Linked DNA regions of Mus musculus: region 2 is linked to region 1. The links are chromatin loops, found by intact Hi-C in ENCODE. Cell type or tissue: gastrocnemius. All regions are shown on one strand. Region 1 holds the start of Astl (astacin-like metalloendopeptidase (M12 family)). Region 2 has its middle 23 kb from the start of Itpripl1.

Evidence for each region. A loop is a pair of places that touch in the nucleus more often than their neighbours do. Peaks named below come from ENCODE experiments on the same cell type or tissue, not always from the same donor. Only the 100,000 strongest peaks of a DNase experiment are listed, where the experiment ranks them.
Region 2: it touches region 1 in a loop (14-fold over the local background); 12 of 42 quality-filtered maps call a loop at or near these places.

The regions. Positions count from the first base shown.
Region 1 is chr2:127,340,231-127,342,730 of GRCm38, reverse strand. It overlaps Astl (astacin-like metalloendopeptidase (M12 family)), which reads right to left and starts at 1,095. Exons shown (of 9, transcript NM_001291003.1): 1 at 980-1,095; 2 at 255-380. The coding sequence starts at 1,034. In gastrocnemius, a CTCF peak has its summit at 1,376 (motif pointing right); a DNase peak (open chromatin) is centred at 1,367.
Region 2 is chr2:127,165,237-127,167,736 of GRCm38, reverse strand. No RefSeq gene overlaps it. Among named protein-coding and RNA genes, the nearest start is that of Itpripl1, 23 kb to the right of the region's middle. In gastrocnemius, a CTCF peak has its summit at 1,279 (motif pointing left); no DNase peak of the experiment used is centred here.

The DNA of each region.
Region 1 (2,500 bases):
ACATGCTCTCAAATATCGACTGATGATTTTACTCAAGTCCCAAGCCGAGAGAACACCAGTGCTCTTATCAGATCATTCTAAAGACATTTACAGTATCTCATATAAAAAATATTAACCAGCAAAAGAATACAGAAAAACAGACAAGCATTTCCTCATGAAACTTGATTTCCCTGCATGCATGGGGACATTTCCTCTCAATCTTTTCCGCATGTCCACATTCAGCATGGCTTTGGAGTGTGGCCCCGTGTTCTCACCTTGGTTAATTGCGGGGATGTCCTTGTCCTGAAATACCGGGCTTCCCTCAGGAGTGAAGCCTTCTGGAACACTGGTACTGCAGACTCCAGAACATCTGGATGCTGAGGGTGCTCCCATGCTCAAACCTGGCTCAGGAAGACAAGTGCAGACATATAGATGCCCCCGGGACTCCACTGTGAGCCGGGACAGCAGGCAGCAAAATCCAGCCCCTTCCAGGAGAGGCCACCCAGGATGCATTCCTGAAGCCTGCCTGGCTATCTCACTCATCATACCTGGTGACAAGGCCTAGATGCCTTCAGTGAAGGAGATCCCTTTAAGGGACTAACACTTGGCTCAGAAAGGCTAGGGCAGCCAATATGAGGCAGAAAAGAGGCACAGTAGACTTTAAATCTTCAGGCAGCACCAGAATCAAGGCTGGCCTCAGACCCTACTCTTGAACATTTCTCTCCACTCAGGCTGAGTGCCTGCTGCCCCAGCCAGGCTAGAAACTGGCTTACCTTAAAACAAGTAGGTATATGGTATGACACTTGGCAATCTGCTGTTAGGTGGGCCCTCTCTACTCCTACAAGTATCAGGAGGCCTCCTCCTTGGTTCCCAGGGGCTCACTCATAGGTACAACCCTACAACGCCATGTTGGAGCTGTGAAACTAAGTTAAGATTATCTTAAGCCACAGCTGCAGCCTCTGGCCTCTTCCCAATGTCCCAGAGACTGGAGCCAGCTTACCTAGCAAGGAGAGCATAGTTAATATCCAAGGCCACAGGCTTCCCATGATACCCATGGTGGGTCCTCACTGCCCTCTTGGCAAGCAACACACAGAAATGTGGCAGGGAAAGGCCTCCTTAACTCAGGGACTCTACCATCCACCCCCTTTAATAGGGGCTTCTCCAGCCCACACCTGCAGCCTCCCAACCACCTCCACCTGCAGTTCCTCCCAACAACTATCACCTGAAGACCTGCCCAGTCTTACCAGAGGACTCTACCCCTGTCCCCAGCCTGAGCCTTCTGGACCATAGTCCCATCCATCTTGGCTGAAGTGGGTAAAAAGTGGGCCGGGGACACAAAACAAATCCTTAGGATACCCTTGAGCAGGGTAGCTTCCCTGAGATTCCCCCTCCTGCCACCAGAGGGCAGAGAAGCATTGCAGCCTCATGTAGTTCATGACTTGGATTGAGATCCAGTCACTAAAAGGGGGCTTTCCTTTTCCTGTTCCACCAACTACCGGAGGGTTCAGACCCAGAAAATCTGCTGGGAAACTCAAGGCACCTCTCCCTATGTGGTCACCATACCCGTATAATCTCTCCCCTCCCCCCTCCCCTCCTCTATTTATACGAGAAAGGGTCTCATTAAGTAGCTTTGGCTGTCCTGGAACTCAGTATGTAGACCAGGCTGGCCTCAAACTCAGAGAGATCTGCCTGCTGCCTGTGTCTACCTCCTGAGTGCTGGGATTAAAGGCATGTGTCACTATGCCCAGCTATAAGCTTTTATTTCAGAAGCCATATAGGAAAGTACACAGGTTGCAAGACTCTGAGAAACTTCACACTGAACACCAGCATCATCAGCACCCAGAGACGCCCCCCACTGCAGAGGGGACACTTTTGAACTCTTAGACGCTCATATGACTGTGGTCCTTCCAATGCCACTGCCCACTGACATGATCGGCCAGGGCCCCTTCCCATTTCACTAATTCAAAATACAAAGCTCCCAGACTTTCTTCCTTTACATCCTGCCATCCAGAGACCCGGCCTGGATGGACAGCCTGGAACATACCAAGTCCACCCCCATGTTCAGTAAAGGAAAGCCAGAGCTCCACAAGGACCTGTTGGCATTCTTGCTGAGCCTGGGGCAAACATCTCTCAAGAAGTAGAAGCTAGAGCCAGACAGAGGGGCTATAATAAAAGCAGATGCTGCTGATGCCTGAGCAGAATCTAGACTGGTTTCCAGGAATCCGATGGATATGCTAATTATCTTGACCAGCAGACTCATTCCTTCACAGTGCTTATATATGTCAAAGCTTGTCAAGTACCTTAAACACTCCATTTTTTTCCCATTAAAAAAGAAGATGCCAGGGGTGGTGGCGCACCCCTTTAATCCCAGGATGTGGGAGGCAGAGGCAGGAGGATTTCTGAGTTTGAGGCCAGCTTGGTCTACAAAGTGAGTTCCAGTACAGCCAGGGCTACACAGAGAAACCCTGTCTTGAAAAACAGAAGAAGAAGAAGAAGAAGAAGAAGAAGAAGAAGAAGAAGA
Region 2 (2,500 bases), 170 kb after region 1:
GCTCCATCTCCTGCTGGGGCCTCCGTGAGAGTAGCAGAAGAAGGGAGATGTGTTCATTCTTCCTCTGCTTGCACGTACTTGACAGCACATCTGCTGGAGCCCACTTTTTCAGGATTGCACTTTATACAGAAGACCAGCTGAAACATCCAGCCTTGTGGGACTGAGCAACGACTAGAGTTTTAGGCTTTCCATTCATAGCTGGTCATTGTTGTGTTAGTCAGACTGCAACATAGAAGTCTCTCTCTCTCTTTCTCTCTCTCTCTCACACACACACACACACACACACACACACACACACACTAATACAGATCTGCTCTCTGCTCCCTCTTTGTGGGGAATTTAGTCTTTGCTTAAATCTCCACACTATCATATAACACACAACTAGCAGCTTTTTCTTCTCTTTTATTTTTCTTAGAAAGAACTCAAGATGTTTGCTCATCTATGTGCTTTCTGATTCTCTTATATATATATATATTTTATTATTATGTATTTTCCTCAATTACATTTCCAATGCTATCCCAAAAGTCCCCCACTTCCCTACCCACCCATTCCCATTTTTTTGGCCCTGGCATTCCCCTGTACTGGGGCATATGAAGTTTGTGTGTCCAATGGGCCTCTCTTTCCAGTGATGGCCGACTAGGCCATCTTTTGATACATATGCAGCTAGAGTCAAGAACTCCGGGGTACTGGTTAGTTCATAATGTTGTTGCACCTACAGGGTTGCAGATCTCTTTAGCTCCTTGGATACGTTCTCTAGCTCCTCCATTGGGGGGCCCTATGTTCCGTCCAATAGCTGACTGTGAGCATCCACTTATGTGTTTGCTAGGCCCCGGCCTAGTCTCACAAGAGACAGCTATATCAGGGTCCTTTCAGCCAACACTTGCTAGTGTATGCAATGGTGTCATCGTTTGGAGGCTAATTATGGGATGGATCCCTGGATATGGCAGTCTCTAGATGGTCCATCTTTTTGTCTCAGCTCCAAACTTTGTCTCTGTAACTCCTTCCATGGGTGATTGTTTCCAACTCTAAGAAGGGGCAAAGTGTCCACACTTTGGTCTTCGTTCTTCTTGAGTTTCATGTGTTTTGCAAATTGTATCTTATATCTCGGGTATCCTAAGTTTCTGGGCTAATATCCACTTATCAGTGAGTACATATCATTTGAGTTATTTTGTGATTGTGTTACCTCACTCTGATTCTCTTTAAGATCTGAGCTGCCTGCTGTAAATTTCATTTAAAAGTGGCAACAGAGCAATTTTCAGGACAAGCCTGACATCTAGTGGTTGATGTTGTTAAGTTAAAATACAGATCTTTCACCACAGATAGGAAGAAACAGGTTATTTGAAGCTAAAAGTGAGTGACCATGCCAGTGAATGTAGATTCAGCCTTCTCCAAAAAGCTAAGGTTCCCCCATTAGTATATAACATTCATGGTCACAGAAAAAAATATTTCAGAGTCAATGCAAGCATCAGATATAGTAGAGAGACTCTACTATAGATTTTATTTGCTGTCTTACAGCCAGCAGGGCTTAGGGTTAGAGGGAGTTTGTGGCTTCCTCCAAACACTGTAAATGTTTGGCCTGAAGGCCACAAGGATGCATGGGTACATAAAGACTAGACTAATAGATGGAAATGACTCATGATGACCAAAGACAGTATTTGCTTCAACAATAAAACTCCACTTCTCAGAATCATCAAGTTCCAATCAGTCACTCAGTACTTAAAACCTTCAAAACAGATTTGACATTTCCAGAAAACCTAGTTTCACAACTGAAAAGGAAGCCATATTCAAAACCCAGAGCCACAGCAGGCATTCAAATAGAGACAGCACGATAAGAAAGGAGTTAACATTCATGCAAGAGAACACAGTGACCTCAGCATATCCCAGGGGATTCTGTCTTTCGACATTTTTGTCACTTCCTCTTCATCACAATGCAGAATATCTGACCCTGCTTATGTTTTGTCATTTAAAAGGCCTCAAAAAGTTACATATTATTCTCGAATCTTTTTACTAAAAGTAAATGCAGTGTGTACGTGTAGAAAATCTGGGCTTGGCCAGGAGATCATCACAAATGAAAGCTGTCTCAACTGAAGCCGTCCTATGAAAATGGGAGGAGCAATTATATCCCTAATGCTTCCAAACGCCCCTGCTAAAGACTGTCACTTCCAGCTTTCCCTAATGAGTACAAGGCCTGCTTAGAGTTTTCAGTCCTTTCTCATTCTATTTCTTTGCAGTAAGTACCAGCCCCTGCTCTGTGAAGTATTCCTATATCCCTGAACACTCTGGAATTCCTGTCACATGCTCTGAAGCCTCTAGACCTGGTCCTACCACATGGCTTACTTGCTGGACTCCACAGCAGAAGACTTTCTCCCAGCCTCTTCAAGCTCTTGCTGGAAACTGTTTTTCTGTCTGTCCCTCACACTTGAAGAAAGTTATGCCAGAGCTTCTTTTAATTCTGTTCCTAAATTCTTTTTGGCAGGAATTTAAAACCCCAAGAAGAGGA